Linked DNA regions of Mus musculus: region 1 is linked to region 2. The links are chromatin loops, found by intact Hi-C in ENCODE. Cell type or tissue: heart. All regions are shown on one strand. Each heading gives the region's core, and the rest is flanking DNA. Links, peaks and the distances in the headings are about the cores only.

Region 1 (8,000 bases), core at 1-8,000, 210 kb before region 2:
GTGTTCCCACATAGTCCAACTGTACTTGCCTTATCTGTTAATAGGCACATAGGCAGGCAACAGAGACTGAACCGTAGCAGTTAACTTGAAGTGTCTTGGCACCACAGCCACTGCTCTGGTCTTCACTTGGATAGTTCTCTCTCTCTCTCTCAGCCATTTGGAATCTTTAGGCACCATGCATTGATCAGTGTATACGTATTGTTCAGACTATACCTAACTTCCAGGTGTCAACACATTCCGTCACTTGTTCATAAAGGAAAGTCCCATTTACCTAGGGGGCGCTCAAAAAAGTCTTGGGTCAGAAAGGCCTTGGCACCTGTGTGGCAGACACAAGTTTTCCAAGATTCTTACTTCAGCTTACATTTCAGGCCCAGCACACCCGTACAAACTTGGAGGTTGGGGCAGGAGGATCACAGGTTTACAGGGTAGATCCTGTCCAAAACCAAAACACACCTGTTATTATCAGTAAGTAGTGTCCATTGTTGTCTGGAATGAAAGGCCTAGGTTCTGTTTGAAGTACTCACTGAGAGATGCGCTGCCCTGAGCTGCCCAAGGCTCTATGAAGCACTCTCCCTCCCTCAGGGCAGTGGTAGTTTAGCTGTCAGTGTCAAGTGTCTTGCTCAGGTGCTTTCCAGAAACAGCACTAGTCAGTGTGGGCCCCTTTTACTCTGCATGTCTTGGGAAACAAGGGCAGTCCACTGCCTGGCTTGTAGTGTGAGGAGCCTGGCTCCTCGGTCTTCTGGTCCCACTAATGCAGACAGTAAGGGTGGTAGGTAAGTGTTTACTGTGATGAAATGGTCTTGACCTTGAGGGGTCACACTTTGAGAACCCCTGCTCTGTAATGACGCTGGAATACATTTCTTGGCCTTTAGGCAGCTAGTTTGAAAGTATGAACCTTGAATTTAAAAGATCACTCAACATTAGATCTTTTTAAAAATGTGTGTGCATGTACATGGTAGTGAGAGGTCAGAAGAGCATACTGGGTCACACTGCAGCTGGTGTTACAGGCAGCTTTGAGCAGCCTCCTCACAGTGCACCACCCTGTCACAGTGCACCACACGCTCCGAGTTATCAGCACTCACCCCCTGCTGCAGTGGGTCCTTCCCTTGGCTTTCACCTGCCTCCCGGGGGCCTTGGCTCTGCTGAAGCTCCTGGGTGGTGCTGTCAGGCTCCTGAACGGTGACGTACTGGGCCAGGGTCTGCACACAGCCACAGCAGCGCTCCAGCGCCTCTTCCTTGGACTCCCCACTAAACTGGACACGAAACATTCGGCTCTTGTTCTGTGTGAAAATGAAATGTCAGCATTGAGTATTGTTCACCCTGAGGTCTCCCGGGGAATGCTCTCTTCCTTGTTGGGGCAGGTACACAGAAACCAGGGGCTTGTTTCTGTACTGTTTTAGAAGCCTTACCTCATACTAGAATTTATTTCCCCCAGGCAATGACACTAGCAAACTGGATGGTTACTCGATGACTGGAAGGTCATCATTTTATCTTGTTTTCAATACAGATTTTACAACTGATATTTTTCATTTTAAATAAATTTTTAAAGTTAGCATAAACTATTTAAGTTTCATAGCATCTCATTCCTTAAATAGAAAAGCCTGAAAAAATATACGACAGTCCTGGTCCACTAAAATGTTTGTGAATAGGACAAAGGAAAGAGCAGGCTGGGCTGGGGGGAAGGCTCTGTGGGTAAGGTGCTCACTGTGCAAACATGAGGCCCTGCGCTGGATCCCAGCACTCACATAGAAGCCAGGCATGCAGTTCTGCCTGTCATCCCTGCACTGGGGAGTGGCAACTGGAGGACGCCAAGGTCTCAGTGGCCAGACAGCCTTGCTGAAATAGTAAGTTGTAAGTTCAGTGAGAGAACCTGTCTCAAGAAATATGGTGGAGAGTGACTGAGAAAGACAGCTCTGATCTCAGTGAATGCTTATATGGGAGGGATGGAAAGGTAGTTGGCTGCCATGTTAAATGAGGTAGTGAACTGAAACATCCGGGAGGAGGGCGCAGGCACAGGCTCAAAGCATGTGCGCTCTTAACTTCTAGTATCCTGTATTCTTAGGACACATCACGGCTACACAGTCAGCTAAGGGAGAGCGCTTTAGTTTCCTGTATGAATTCCTTGGGCAGATTGGCAAATGTGGGGCAGGTGCGACTCAATTAAACAACAAGAAAAACTACAAGTAACCATCAGTTACTTGATTCTTAGCTAAAAACCAGACCTGGGTCATAGTAACATAAAACCATTACTTGAGTACCAGTTTCCTTTTGCCACTCTAATATTCTGTATGGATGAGTCAACCCACACAGACCTTCCCAAGCAGCTCTGCATACATTTGCTCGGTCTTTTCCCATAAAGAAGAAAGGTGCATGTAGACTGCCCTTTCCATGTAAATGACGTGTGAGTGTAAAAACATTCCCAGTATTAGCGAAGTTCTAAACGTTCCTATAAACAGTTGTTGCTTTCTCCTGCTCAGTTTATTCTGTTTATATAAAACTCACTAAACAGAGCCAAAGACTTGGGCTCTGGGGAGCATTCACCCAGCTTTCTGAGGGTGTTTGTCATCACTTCCTTGAAGAGTACCTGGATCTGTTAGAAGTCACCTTAAAGCTCTCCCATGTAATACATAATATATAGGTTGTATTTTGTGCATATTTTAAGCCACAGTGCTGTAGCCTAATTTTCTATTCAATGGATGTATAAAAATAGAAGTATAGCTCATTACTTCTAAAAGCTAAAGCATATCTCTTTATTTAACTGGCCTCCTACTGACAAATATTCAGGTTGCCCCAGCCTTTCCCCTATTTTAACTCCTGAATGCAGACTTGCCCATGTGCCTGTCCTCTGTGCACGGAGATGTTTTTCATGGTCATTTTTGTCACATAAGAGGTAAGCAGATTTTCAAACTTGCATTTCTCTGGTTCTAATTGAGCTTGGAGATTTATTCCTAAGCTTCCTAGTTCATTTGTATCTTTCTCTTGTGTGTGTGCGCTTATAGCTGCCTTTAGCATTTGAGACTTCTGGATGAATAATTCTGAAATTTATCAAGTCAGTAAAATGGACCTACGACCTTCTGAGAGGAAAAGGATCACAGAGCCAGAAGAGGGCGGCAGAGTCCCTGGAGCTGCAGCTACAGGCTGTGTGAGTGAGCAGCCTGCTGTGGGTGCTGGAAACAGAGCTCAGGCCTCTCCAAGAGCAGTTAAGCGCTCCTATCTGCTAGGCCATCTCTTCACCTCCAGGGAAAGCATTTTCAAGTTCACAAACTGTCCAGACAGTTTGGGTCATCTAAGCTGTCAGTCACAGTATTTTAAGAGGTGATTCTGATCTTAGCAAGATGCTTAATTTCAAGTTAGGTAATTTACAGGAAACTCCACAGACCTTTTGAGAACAGAGGAAGCAAGGCTGAGTGCTGGCCTCTGTACTGTCTCCACACATAGCACAGCAGAGGCTTTTCTTCCCAGGAGGGAATAGGATCACCAAGTGCTTAAGCCACTCTACAGCAGAAATGGTCACCCTGCTCTGGATTCCCCAGTGCTACCTGGAGCCAGGGAGGCATCAGAGACCTCAAGTACCCATTTGTGTTTTCCTGTTAGCTTCAGAGGTTTAAACTGCATCCCAGTCTTGAGGCCCAAGAGGACAGACACTAACCCAGGAGTGTTGAGAGGCCAGGCCCTGAGAAGTCATAAGGATTACAGAAGGTCACTGAGCAGAGCCCCCGTGACTGAATCCTGGGTGCTTTATAAGAAAAGAAACGATGTTGCTAAGTGTCAAAGTATTTGATGGGGCCAGGCAAAGGCACTTGCTGCTAATTCTGATGACCTGATTTCTGTCCCTGGGACCTACATGCTGGAAGGAGAAACCCAACTCCCCAAATTGTCCTCTTATCTGGCTCTCCCATGCCTCCTACTACCCAAAAAGATAGTGGTAGAAAGCACTTGCTAGAATGCATTGTGCAATCCTGGCAAACATCTCAGTAAATAAACTACACCTAAAACAGAACCTCCTCGATGTAGTAAAGACCTAAGCAGCAGCTAGAGATGCAGTTACCACTTGAACACCAAGGCCCATGAAGTCAGGGAGAGGCCAGGACACTGGCACAGCTACAGGGTACCAGAGGACAGTCTAGAGGCCAGTCCTGCTCCTGTGACAAGTACTTTCGAGAGCAACTATAGCAAAGCAGAGTTTCCATTGGCTCGGATTCATGGGGTTCCACTCACTGTGGAGCAGAAGGCATAGGGGTCGAGATGGCTGCTCACATGTGCCATCTGCAGAAAGAGATCAGTGCTGGTGTTCACTAGACTTTTCCTGCTTTATTCAGTCCAGATACCCAACCCACAACCAGGTGAGTCCTGTTTCCTCACTGAAACCTCCCTAGAGGTGCCAGCACAGGCATGCCCAGAGATGTCTTAACTAGTTGACTGTAAAAACAAGTCAAATTGTTTTTATTTCACTTCACAATGAAGAATAGCCATCACAGGTAGGGAGAGTACTGTAAAATGTGAACCACTGGAAATAAATAATCATTATTTGTAGATGATAAAATCACTTTCCTAGAAACCTAAATATTAGCATGTTAATAAAAGTTCAATAAGGAGGCTAAATTTAAATTGACTCAGAAAAAAAATCAATATTAAGTAGCTGGAAATAAGTTGTGGATAAAGAATATCATTTACATAACGGCAAGCAAAATACTTCTAGTTTTAATTTTTAAAAAAGTCTGAAGCAATGGCTCAGCAGCTAAGAGCACTTACTGTTCTTGCAAAGGACCTGAGTTCAATTCCCAGCACCAACATTGGGCAGCTCACAATTACCTGTAACACCAATGGTACCCAGGGGATCAGAAGCCTCTGACCACCAGGCACATGTGCATATACATTTAATAAAACAAATCCTTAAAAGGTCTAATTATGACATGCATTAAAGCTTATGTAAATGATTATATATACATATGCAGTGTCTAAATGCTTTGAAACAAAGTTAGTGGAAATGAAGTCTATGTATGATTTACAGAAGAAACACATATTTGTTAATGTTACCGTTGTTCAAGTATTGTTTATGCAGCTATTTCCTAGGAAAGACTGATTCACAACAGACCTCCTGGTATTCTTTCTGCCCCCTTTTCTCCAATGTTCTCTGAGCCAAAGATGGCAGTCCCTTGTTGGCACTGGGTTGTATCTGTTGCTCTCTGCATTGTGTCCACTTATGGTCCAGGAAGCCAATTCTTATGGTTTCCTTTAATGATTGTTACATTTCTTTTTGGTTGTTACGTCGTTAAACACTACATGTGACCTGCTGAGAGGCAGGCCTTCTTACTAACTTATTAAGTGTCATGACTGCAGCCACCTTAGAGATAATGAGCAGAAATGGCTTCTGAGATCGACGACTGCACCGTGGCCGGAAGCTCCTGGGGGCCAACATGAGACGTTCCATACTACTGCAGTTTGTCACCCACATCCATAGCAGAAAGAACTGCAAGTTCAAGTCAGAGGTCACTGGAAAGCCCTGTAGGTTCAGAGACCCCCTGAACTCTGCAGTGCTCTTTGGGGTCTGTGCTCCTGGCTAAGAGCCATTCACTGGATGCACGTGAGCGCTCCTTGAATTCCTAAAGTCTGACTTAAAATTAGTATCTGTTCCCTAAATTTCATCATTACATGCTTGGCCAAATGTTAACTGATTGGTTTTCCCTCTCTCCCTCTCTCCCTCTCTCCCTCTCTGTTTCTTCAGTTTTGAGACAGGGTTTCTCTGTGTAGCCCTGGCTGTCCTGGAACTTTGCTCTGAAGACCAGGCTGACCTTGAACTCACAGAGATCTGTCTGCTTCTGCCCACCTAGTGCTGGGATTAAAGGGGTGCGCCACCACCACCAGCTTCATGTATGTTTTATTTTTTTAAGGGGCTTCATCTAGGTGATTAGTTTGCATGCTTCTTTGATATTTAACATATCTAGCACACAAATAAAAGGGAATTTTAATTTTTTAAAGATTTACTTGCACTATTTATTTATGTCTATACGTGTATGTCTGTGTATGTGGGGAGGGGGTGCCCACAGAGGTTAGAACTGAGAATAAGATCCCCCTGGAACTGGAGTTACAGGTGGCTGTGATGCCATCCCATGGGGATCAAAGTACAGCTTATAGAAGTGGTTCTCTGTAGTTTATAGGTCTCAGAGATTGAACACAGCAAGCACCTTTCTCCACTAAGCCATTTACTGGCCAGGGAATTTTTGTTTGGTTTGGTTTTTGTTTTTTGAGGCAGGTTCTCTGTACATAGCCCTGGCTGACTTGGAACTGTGTTGACCAGGAAAGCTTTGAAGTCACAGAGATCTGACTGCCTCTGCCTTTGGAATGCTGGGATTTAAAGACATGTGCCACCACACCCAGTTCCTATTTTTAAATATTACAATGAGAAGAAACGACAATATATATTCCATGGAACCTTCAAAAATACCTTCTTAAACATCTAACTAAGCAGACACACTGTGCCAGCCCGCCTGCTCCCAGTGCTCAGAGCAGAGAAGCCAGACGGCACAGCCCCATGCTAGCCACCAGCCTGCATGCCAGGACGAGCTCCTACTTGCTTGGGGTTTTGCTTACTGGGCAAACCTTTCTTCAACACGTTCTTCCCGCACTGGTCGCCTCTGCCCCAGCTGCTCCCCGTACCCCTACCTTGCCACATACACAGCAATGGAAAAGTAGGGCATTGGTGTAAACAAGACTGGGCTGTGCAGTTCAGTGTCATCTTGCCTTTATTGTTGTTCCAAACAGAAGACAGTCCATGCGTCTTACAATCTTCAACCAGTTCTTGCTGCCAATGAGTGAAAACCCTTCCTGAAACAGCAATTAGGTGGGGTTAGTGACAGGAACAGAAAGGGACAAATACCTATTCATAAGTCACACATGGAATAATGCCACCAAATGCCAAGGTGCGTACCTCACCAGTACCAAGTCCCAGCACTCATTTAAAGACCGGCTTTCAACCTCTATATTAAAACTAAGAGAAATACCAGAGCAGTAAACATCACTCATACTTGTTGTAAAACGCACTTCTCTGCTTCCAGATTTGCCGAAGTGACCTTCCATTCCTGAGAAACAGCCTTCACTCTTCTCACTCAGGAGTTTAACAAACCCCCTGCTAACTGTGTGGTGAGATTCCTTGTCATAAGAACCCTGTTTTCTCAATAATGGTAAATGAGGCCATTTGGTCTTGTGAGTTTTCAGTTGTTTGTTTACATCTGACTGAGAAAGAGGGAAAGCCAGCAGAGAGCAGCAGCGGGTACAAGCCTCACAGAAGCACTCAGAGGACCTAGCAGTGTCTGCAGAGCGGATGTGCAGGGGCCTGGGGCCTGCGGCTTTTCAGCTGCCTGCCTGCTGCTAGGGATGCAGCCTGAGCTGGAACATCGTCAGCCTGAGCGCCCACCGTGAGCAGGAACTCCGCGTGGACAGCCTCTTTAACCTAGAAGCTCAAGAACTCTGAAGACAAAAGAAAATGCCCGTGGCTATTCTGGCCTCCCCTGTTTGCTCTTCCTCAATCCATAGTGGTAATTTTCAACTTCCATTGAAATTCACCAATAGTTTCTTTTTTTTTTTTTTTTTAAAGATTTATTTATTTATTTATTATATGTAAGTACATTGTAGCTGTCTTCAGACACTTCAGAAGAGGGGATCAGATCTTGTTACGGATGGTTGTGAGCCACCATGTGGTTGCTGGGATTTGAACTCTGGACCTTCGGAAGAGCAGTCGGGTGCTCTAACCCACTGAGCCATCTCACCAGCCCCAATAGTTTCTTTTTAAAAACAGAAGTCAGACAACGGCTCTAAAACTTCCTCGTGGTGTCGCTCGCCTTTAATCCCAGCACTTGGGAGGCAAAGGCAGGCGGATTTCTGAGTTTCAGGACAGCCAAGGCTACACTGAGAAACCCTGTCTCGGAAAAAAAAAAAACAAAAAAAACCAAAAAACCAAAACAAAAAAACTTTCTCATATTGGGAATGGCAGCACACACCCA
Region 2 (10,573 bases), core at 1,533-9,532:
TGGTCTTCATCGGGTTTTACAGTTCACTGGATTTGTTTCTAGCTGCTCATGGTTTTGTTACTATTGCTAACTTTATCGATGCTTCCTATTGAGGTATAATTCATATGCAGCAAAATTCATCCATTTTAAGTGTGGAGACAATGAGGTCTTACAACCACCTCAACACTTAGAGTCAGAACATTTCCACGACCCCCTCCCACCCGCTTCAGTTCCTTCCTCTTACTTGGTTCCCAGCAGCCTGCTATTGTAGCCCTCATGTTCCGCTGCTTCTGAGATTTCATGTAAGTGGACTCAGAAGCACTTAGTCCACACCTGCCTGATGTACTTCCCTTAGCCCAGTACTTTTGAGCTCTGCCCATGGGATGCTGTGCTGAGTTTCCTTGTATGGCTTGGTCAGGATTTGTTTATTCATCGATGAACAACTGGGCTGTTTTCATTGTTGCCTATTAAGAATAAAGTTAGTATGAATATCTCTGTTCAAGACATATGAGTGTGGATTTTTAAAACACTTAAGTTGGCAAATACAAATTATCATACGCAACATAATGCATTGAAATATGTACTTAGTGAACTGGCTAAATTGAGCTAATGGGCATGTATTACTTCATATGTCATATTTTTTTGTGGTGAGAACACTTAAAAACTTATTCTTCTAATTGTTTCAAAATGAATATAAGTTTTTGTTGATTATAAATACCCAGCAATGATTCTCCTGAGTCATATGATTAATATATTTGTAATTTCATTTTCCAAAGTGGAAGGGCTGCTTGCATTTCTATCAGCAATTATCCGAGCTTCCTAGTCACTTCATTTCCTTACGCTTGCAATCAGCTGCCATGTATGTATCAGCTCCAGAGGTATGCCATGTAAACTCTGCTTTCAGTTTGCATTTTCACAAGGACTAAAGATGCTGTGTGTCATTTTCGGCATCTGTTTTCCACCCATATATGCTCTGTGGTAACAAATGCTTATTCAAAGGTTTACACAATTGTCTCTCACAAGCCCTCCATTTCCTTATGGTTGAATTATAACTAAAATATTCAACATATAAGTACTTGATAAAATAGTTGTTTGGGAATTATTTTCCATAAGTTTGTGGTCTACCTTTTTATTTTCTTATTTATGTCTGTCAAAGGTCAAATATTTTAATTTTGCTGATGACCAACTTGCCCATTTTTTAGCGATTTGTGTTTTCTGACCAGATAACTAAAATGACACAGTAGAAAATATCTGGGGAGTGGAAAAGTCAGAATCAGTGATGAAATTATTTTAAAAAGCAAGATATAGAGAAACCAAATAGGAATATGCCAGATGTAACTTCTATCATATCAGTAAATGCATTGCATGTAAATAGACTAAACATTCAAATTAAAGGCAAATGACTTACAGAGAGGATAAAAAACCCATGATCTAGCTGTATGCTGTCTACAAGAGACAGATATGTATTATCCTCAAATATATCACTAAGTTGAAAAGAAAAAATGTGTAAGATATACCAGGTAAAACAACAGCCAGTAGAAGACCAGAGTGTCACTCTAATACTGAAGACACTTTAAGGCAGAATTATTGCCAAAGACAAAGGATATTTTATGAAAATGGGTAACCAATAAAAAATATAACATTTATAAAAATACATACCCCTCAAATGCATGAAGTAAACCTGGAAGAAGCAGACAGGCCAACAGTAATAACTGTCAGCCAGCACTCCACTTTCCGTATGGGATAGAGCAGATGAACTGAAGATGCATGAGCACTGATTTAAAGCCAGATGTGGACGTGCCCAACTGCATCCCAGCACTGGGAGCCAGATGTGGACGTGCCCAACTGCATCCCAGCACTGGGAGCCAGATGTGGACGTGCCCAACTGCATCCCAGCACTGGGAGCCAGATGTGGACGTGCCCAACTGCATCCCAGCACTGGGAGCCAGATGTGGACGTGCCCAACTGTATCCCAGCACCTGAGGACAAAAGCAGGAGGAGTAGAGGTTTAAGGACAGCCTGAACTATATGAGAGCCTGTCTTCAAATAACAAAAAGCAAGTAGAATACCTGGACAACTTAGACCAACTATACCTAAAGGTGTCTCTGAACACTTCCTCCAACAGTACCCTGACATACATATGGAACATTCTCCAGACAGACCACAGGTCTGAATAGATTTAATAGAGATGAAATCATATAAAGTATATTCTATGATCAGAAGAGAATGACTCTCTCTCTCCCCCTTCCTTCTCCCCCCACTACCCCCTCCCCTCCTCTCTCTCTCTCTCTCTCTCTCTCTCTCTCTCTCTCACACACACACACACACACACACACACATACACACACACACACACACACAGAGGCAGACACCCTGCCAAACATGGGATGCAGCAAAAACAACGGTAAGAGAAATTTACCATTCTCTGTTCCTTCATTAGAGTTATTCCTTACTCTCTTTAGAAAACTCATTTAGAAGCATTTCTGTTGTAACTAGTTACCTGCTCTTTGTTTTCTTGTTAGATCTGGCCCAAGCAAGCAGTATTGAGGGAAGCTGTTCCTTTCTTGAGTGGAATTGCACCATTCTCTCCACCAGCTTCATGACCCCCAAGCTTCTGCGCAGGGCTGGAAATGGTGTCCTTTGCCAAACTGTTGCTCAGGTTTCCATGCTGGGTGGTGATTTCTGTTGTGAAGGATCTGTGCCCTCCTCTAGGCTGGGAACAAGTCAGCAACATATGTCTAACTTGTGCTGCGTACTCAGGCACCACAGGCTCCAGAAGTATCTGGAAACTGTATAATTTCTCTAATTTTGGGATAGGAAAACTCATTCTGATAGACTGGAAATATTCCTTTCTTCGTAATACCTGCCCATCCCACATTCTCTCTGGCTTCAGTTCCAGCCAGCTTCCCTTCTGTTAGTCCAGACTGTTCATAATCAGTTTCTTCTAACCTACCATCTCCCAAGGAACTTCATCTATAGGAGCCTGCTCTCATCATTTTCCTTCAAGAATCCCAGCTTTTCTTTTCCTTTCAGAAAGCTGTAAACCACTCAGAATTCTCAGCAAGACCTTTGTGTGTCTCTGTGTGTGCTGGTGTGAGTCCAGGAGCACAGAGGCTGGAGAACTCCAGGCATTGGGTCTCGACTTTCACCTTGTTAGGTAGGGTCTCTGTTGTTTGTTGTTGTGTATGCCTGGCTAGCTGCACCATGGTTTTCAGGAAATCTCCCGTCTCTCTCTTGCATCCCTCTCTCTACCTATCTGTCTCTATCTCATAGAAGTGCTGTAGTTACAAACCTGTGCCACTCTGGATAGCTTTCTGTGGATTCTGGAGATTTGAACTTGGGTCCCTGCGCTTGACTCACAAGCCATCTCCCCATCCCAAGACCTGTTTTTGAGTTTATGAAAGGTACCCACATTATCCTTAACTCACTAGGCTGAGCCCCAACCTGCAGCATCTGCTCTGCCACATGCAGTTCAAGTGGTTCCAGCCTTGTGCCCTTTGGATAGCACCAGCTCACTCTACCCAGCGAAGGTACCCAGCCAGTCCTGTGCACGTGCCTCAGCCTCTGTACTGGCCTGTTGGAGTTCTGGCATTTATCCCAGTGACAGGAGTCTGAGCCGGACACGGATGCCTCAGAGTTGTCTTCTTTCAGACATCCATGTGAAGTGGGCAGCCTTGCAACACCTCTATCTGCCCATACGGGTTCTCTCCTGACATCTCAGACTCGGTGGACATGCCTCTTCCGAACAAGCCTTCCTAACGACGTGCTCCTGTGCAGGAAGAGCTTTATCAAATTCCCTCAGCGCTGGGTCAGGATGCATTAGCTCTCAGACTTCAGGTCTTATCTTTCTCACAAGAGAAACTCATTTACTAAAACCCTACAGTGCATTAGGCACTAAGGTGGAGAATCCAAATACATATAGTTCTTTCCTTAAGAAAGTTCTTATGTATTGGAAGAAACATTAAAAAAAAAAAAAGATCAGGGATCTAGTTAGATTGGGTCTAAAATACACATATTCTGACAGAGCCAGTTCTGAGGTGAAGGGGAGAGGGAGAGAGAAAGCAGAAACAGTACAGAGGCCACACACAACACATATTATGCAGAGGCAGTCTGCTCTGTTGCCAGGCCAAGTAGGGAAAGGGAAAGGGGAAGGGAAAGGGAAGGGAATGGGAAGGTGGGTCATGCTGAACTGTTGTGCAGGAGACTGCATGATGTTGAGCAAGGGAGACAGAACTTAACTTAAAAAAAGATACTGGCCTGTTGTAAATGGTCATCACCAGATTCCATGTGAGACTAGACTGATTAACAGACAAGGAAGTGGCACTCTGGGGGCACATTTGAGAGGTAGAGCTGAGAACTAGCTGAGCAACGAGTTAAAGTGTATGGTGCAGAGAGCATAAAGTGGTTCCCACATTCCCATCTGGGAGAGCATAGAGGTGTTCATAGCGGGGGCAAGCATCTAGCAACCAGGTGACAGGAGTCTGCTCCAGGACCCTGAGAACGTGTACAATGGGGCCCAGGACCTCTTAGGATTTGGACACTGCTGCCTATGGCCCAACTGTAGTGAAAGTCTTGCACCTCTCCTTGATACCATGGATTTCTTAGCTTCAGACTCTTAAGGTCTTGCTTCCAGAGAGCCCACCCACATTAGGCCAAGCTTTTGATGCTCGTCTCCTTGTCTAGAGGCTCTGCTCTGTTTGGGCAGTGCCTTGTGCCCAGAGCAGCTGTCACTGCAGACTTTGGAAGAGACCTACTTCATACAAGGTTAGACAGCATTAGGACACGCTGCAGAGCCACTCACTTTAAGAAGCTCTTTTGGATGCCTCAAGCCATTTTCTCTTGATTTCCCCTTGGGAACACTTCTCCCACTCTCTTATTTTTTTTTAAAACATATTTCTATTTTTAAAAAAGATTTATTTATTTATTTTATGTATATGAGTACACCATTGCTCTTTTCTGACACCAGAAGGCGGCATCAGATCCCATTACAGATGGTTGTGAGCTACCATGTGGTTGCTGGGAATTCTGGAAGAACAGTTGGTGTTCTTAACCATTGAGCCATCTCTCCAGCCCCTACCCCAATCTTCTTAAAGGTACAACTTTCCAGGCCCACCCTACTCATAATTAAGGAAATTTCAAATTACCCTTTCTCTGAAATGCAGCAACTGCTCAGCTCTTATCTTTGGGTAAAGGACATCTTAACATCAACAACAAACACTAAGCTTAGGGGTTATGGTAAGTTTAAATAGTGTATTATTCCAATATTACATAGCACAAGGAGTCTAAAGTATTATTTATATTCCTGTTGACTTTAACTGTTGACTTGATATGGCCTAGAGTCATCTGAGAGGAGAGCTTCCACGGAGGAGTAACTACCTCGATCAGAGTGGCCAGTGGGCAGGTCTATGGCAGACTGCTATATTAACTGATGTAGGAAGGCCCAGGTAACTGCACATGGTACCATCTGTAGGTCCGTGGTCCTGAACTGTGTAAGTAAAAAGCTGAGTGTAAGCTGGCCTGTGAGGTAGCCAACAAGAGGCATCTTTCATCTCTCTTTACTCCTCTGGAGGCGAAGTGATTCCTTGCTTGGAGATAATGCTGTGATCCACCAAGTAGAGCAGCTTAGACTTCTCTCGTGGACTGTGACAGGAATTGTAAGCCCAATACATCCTTCTCTTCCCTAAGCTGCCTTTTGTCCGTTTTTATTACAGCAGAATGAACTAGAGTACTTCCCTTCAATTAATCTCTCATACATCTTCCCCCAGTACCCTAAGATTTCTTTTCATTGGCAGCCAGAAACCCAAGGTCACTAGCATAGCACTTGCTGGAATCTTTTGTGTGGCCAGGGGTGGCTCCTCTTAGCTCCTGCTTATTCACATGGCCTTAGCTAACCATTTGGTGGCTTATTTGATGCTCTCTAGTCTTTCCAGACGGTGCTACCTACCCCTGGCAGGAGGGAGGAGATGACTGACTGGGGCCAGAGGAGGTTTTCTTTCCCTGCAGAGCTTTGTCCATGTTGTTCAACTTGGAGCCAGTCTTGAGGTAAATTTCCTTTTAGTTCTCAGAACCAAGGTAGTAGTTGTGGCATGAGCATGATTTCTAAGGACTCTGCGAGGCAGGCAGCTCTCTTTCAAGTGTACTTCAGGACTCCAAAGGGGCCCAGGTATCATAACTCTAAGGACCAACCAATCAACTTGAGGTGTCTGCAAGGTAGGGAGGGGCTAATGGAAGAAGCCTCCTAGTAGGCCCTAGACCTTATCTTTAGGGCTATCTGTCCACTCATCCAAGAGGCAGGCATCTGCTACCGTCAGTCAGAAACTGCGTATACCTGGAGGCAGTCAGAGAGCAACATGAAAAGAAATTCTTGTCTGTATTGAGACCACATGCCTGTAGAACGACTTACAGAGCCATCATTGGAAAGTGTGCCAACAGTGCCACCTAGGGATGCAGAGGGGATAGCTCGGATGATCGATGTGGCCGGAAAGGGATCCAATCTCAAGAGCAGCTTTTCCAGGCTGCAGTAGCAGTGTATCTGGTACCTATTTGTCTGTCTGGATGCTGAGGTAAGGGCAGGCAAGCATTCCTGGAGCTTTGGAGACTCGGACTATCCTGAGGACAATCGAGCACCACTAACAGGGATGGTGGGCTCTATCCAGGTTTCTAAGTACAGGCTGTCAGCAGAGCAGATGGACACAAGGACGGAGGGACACTGCACTCTTGATCTAGCACTAGCTCTGTCACAGGCTAAGAGATGGAAGGGGGCCTGTGGCTGCAGAGGTCATCACTATTCTAGGCATGGGAAACCGAAAGATCTTAACAGTGGAGCTCAGCCTCTCCAGCATAGGAGAGCCACCTCAGCACGATGCTGTGCAACTCAGGGTGGTTCTGTGCTAGGCGCCATTTGCCACTCCTTGGGCTTCCCCACCCCCTCCTTCCTTCCCCTAGAGGTAACAGTGGGATATGGACAGGAAGAAGACACATCTTTGGGGCTGGCAGTCAGACATTTCTTTTATTACCTCTGCCCAGATTGCCATTCTAAATCCTGCTTTATAGCAGTGAGAGCCACAGAGAAGTCATCGGAAGCTGGAAGTAGGAGCCCCTGAACTTTTAAGGGAAAGAACTTTTTGACCAGACCAGTTTGATTGGATTAAAAAAGTGTATTGGACTTCCAATACAAAATAAAAACATGAAATTGTTTTTAAAAAGCCATAGAGTTTTACAGCATCAACTACAGAAAAGGCCAAACAAGTGTGTACAGAACTCAGTCCCAGCAGCCCTTCGGACCCCTCAAGCAGGTAGCGAGGCGACATACACGTTTGCTCCACACCCACTGGAAGGAAGCTGCTAGGCCCCAGCTCAACTAGGACACGACAAGACACACAATGGTTTAGTTTCCAGAGTCACAGGAAAATATAAGACATATTAAATTGTGAAATGGTGTAATACAGAATAGCTTTGCATTTTCTGAATTTAAAAAATTTCCCCAACTTTTAAGTTACTTTATTTAAAAATACATCCCTTCCCGCCCCATGGAAATTCTGTGGCAGTATCCAGGTACCAAGGCCCTGAGGTAACACAAGTGCTGGGGTTCATGGGAAGGAGTGCTCTAATTACATAGCATGCTCTGTGGGCAAAGGCTAGACAGTTTCTGAGGAATCTAGCCTCCAGGAGGCCAGAACGCTCTGACAGCTTTTTGTAGAACAGTCAAAGCACACCGGGTGTCCCAGAACCCTGCCTGGTGCCGTCATGTGACCAGCTAGAAGAGCAACAGGAGTTAGATCATTGCATTTTCATATCCCCCGCCCGCAATCATACAAAGAGCTCATCTTGTTGAAAGTAAAAAAAGGGTTAAGACCTCAAAGGGGTAAAATCACCCATGTTCAAGGACAGGTAGGCTAGGCTAGCCACTGGTGGTCTGAGTAGTCTCACTGGCTAAGGAGCCCAAGCCCGACTGACTTTCTATACTGTCTTCCAGGGATCTATTGGAGAACATGAGGCCTGAGGGTTAGTCTTATACTTTTCATTATACATTAACAACAACAACAAAGCCAACCAAATACACACCTCAGCTTACCTCTTTAACACTCTGCAACGTCTTCTGCGTGTGGCTGAACCCTCAGCACACCTGGAATCTCCTGCTGCCTCATTCTAACTGGGGTTTGGCTGAGCTGCTGGGATAGATGAAGGCACCTGCTTCTGCTGACCCTCTTTCCACTATCTCTGTCCTCTGCTCCTTGAAGAAACATGTGGGGAAGCGTCATGGGTGCCACCCCATCTTGGCTCTCACCCTGGTTGATGTTTTTCAGGAGAGCCTCTGCAATGCCACGAGAGCTGCCTGGCTGAGGACTGGTGCCCAGAGAAGCAGGCATCCTATTTGGAATAGGAAACCAAGATCCTGCCTTAGATTTTAACCTTCCAGAGAGAACCAATACTAGCAACACAAAGGGAGTCTCCACCCTGTGCTTTGTAGCTTCTCAGAGCACAGTCAGGCTCTGGTTCTACTTGGCATCTCTCAAGCAATTAAACATACATTGATAGAGACCTCAGTGTGGACACTCCAAAGAGGAAATGACCAAGATACCAGGGCAGCTAAATCACCAAAGTCATCCACTGTACAAGAATTTATAACCAGATCCAAACAAAACTCCAGTTGCTATGCAGTGACACGAAGATGGAAATGCCAGGAAAGGACACTAAAGATGCTGCTTTCATTCTCGGCAGGCTTCTGGAACAAAGTACATTGACAGAAACATTCACAGGGCCTCAGCAGCCCCTCCATTTCCTATTCCCAATCCCCAATCCCACCCCAATACTGAATCTGCACAGAAAGCAACAAACAAGTCTTTTCAATGTTACATTTCATTCAAATAGATCTGTAATCTCACAGTGATGAGAGGAGAAAGTCAGGCCTTTAATAATTATAATAAAAAAATAATAAAAAAGCTTACAAACAGCAATGCAACATGTCCTCCCCTCAAAGTGATGGATTAACAGCTGGCAGAGGATGCAATGTCTCAGAATTAAGAATAAAAATGAAACCCACAACAAGCCAATGCCTGTCAGTGGTGTCAAACAACCTCACTGTTGATGACTTTCCGTAAGTAACTGGAACCACAGTCAAGTGTCAACTGCTTGAGAGAACATCACAGACTCCCTTGGCTTCTGATAGTGTTTTAAGGTAAAATAAAATAGGACACAAAATTGTACATAAATGCCAATGTCTACACTCCATAAAAGTGATGCAGTTGCAGCACAAAGACACAAGCCACTGACCACAAAGCAAAAGGCAGGTCGTACTTCTTGCCTCTTCCCTGGACACAAAATTTTGGCCCATAGTGCCCAGTCCTGCAGGCTCTCAGCAGGCAAAGGGAAGCTGCCTCCACACAAGTGTAATCCAGGCTGACCAGGAGAAGGCAGGTGGCTGTGCCTGGAGCCAACCCCACATGGAGGCACTGGCTGGTTTGCTGGCTCCTGCTCTCAAGTGCTGTCCTCTCGTACTCTGTACAATTCCTTGTTTTCAAGGTTAAGTTCCGAGACTTGTAGACTCAGGCTTGGAGTCATGTCCAGGCGAAGGTCATCAGGCTGTTGTGATGGCATTTAGGTCCTTCATTAGTCCTTCCAGGTGGGCCATCTCTTTGGTCAGCTCATCTGGTTCATAGCTCTACAGAAGGAAGAACACCATTACTGGGAATGATCTGAAGAGCTGTCCAGAGCTCCAAGTAGCCTGGCCAAAACTGCCCTGGGACGCTGGCCTACAGAAACCAGGTGGACTCCATAAAAACAGAAGCAGCGGACATACTCAAGGCCATTAATAAAGACAGCATTTCTTCACAATACACAATGCCTTTCTCCTGACTTACACATACTCCTCAGCTCACAATGACCTCACAAGGCAGAGAGGCTCTGTTGCTTCCTCTTCTAGATCTCTGTCAGAGCAATATAATGTGTGTACCCAGCATCTCTGGGCTTAAGCTTTCTCTTTAGAGAACCCAGTATCTGGAAATGCAGACATTGAATACTGGAATTTGAAAACAATCTTAGGCACCTTCTCTTCCAGGAACAGAAATGAGAGGAAGGATATATATATATAACTTTGATGGGATGATAAAGCACTGTAAGACTTATCAGAGTAGGTCTGATATCAAACCAAACCCATAGTACATTCCCACAGGATATGGGGATGCTCCAAGGACACCTGTTTGATGAGTGATTAAATCTGCTTTATATCTATGGTGGCAAAGACCTCAGTGTACACAAATGTACAATCAGCTAATAGCATGCAAGCAACTCCCTAGGACATCCTGGCCAAGCCGAGGGCCCCAGGAACTTACACTCTCGGAGTCTTCCAGCATCCTGGTGGTCTCCTGTACTTCAGGGGCACTCGGAACAACCACTGGCATAGGAGGCCGGCTCCTTCCTAACGTCCCGATGGAGGCTGTTTTCACTGAGTGAATGTGATGGTTCAGAGCTGAGGGGCAAAGGGCATTGTTAGGTTGTGGCTAAGGTTGATCCCTTAGACCTCAGCAGTCCACCAGGGGTGGAAGCTGTTTCAATGTGAGGGATGCTTGTAGGCTCAGACAGGGATCTGCTCTGA

Evidence for each region. A loop is a pair of places that touch in the nucleus more often than their neighbours do. Peaks named below come from ENCODE experiments on the same cell type or tissue, not always from the same donor. Only the 100,000 strongest peaks of a DNase experiment are listed, where the experiment ranks them.
Region 1: it touches region 2 in a loop (3-fold over the local background); 5 of 42 quality-filtered maps call a loop at or near these places.

The regions. Positions count from the first base shown.
Region 1 is chr9:58,659,092-58,667,091 of GRCm38, forward strand. Rec114 (REC114 meiotic recombination protein) reads right to left here. Exons shown (of 6, transcript NM_028598.1): 3 at 6,742-6,825; 4 at 1,083-1,280. Among named protein-coding and RNA genes, the nearest start is that of Rec114, 78 kb to the right of the region's middle. In heart, for the core only: a CTCF peak has its summit at 3,107 (motif pointing right); no DNase peak of the experiment used is centred there; H3K27ac peaks cover 2,816 bases.
Region 2 is chr9:58,867,718-58,878,290 of GRCm38, forward strand. It overlaps Neo1 (neogenin), which reads right to left. Exons shown (of 28, transcript NM_001042752.1): 27 at 10,311-10,447; 28 at 6,962-9,640. The coding sequence ends at 9,557. Among named protein-coding and RNA genes, the nearest start is that of Hcn4, 50 kb to the left of the region's middle. In heart, for the core only: a CTCF peak has its summit at 6,421; a DNase peak (open chromatin) is centred at 6,394.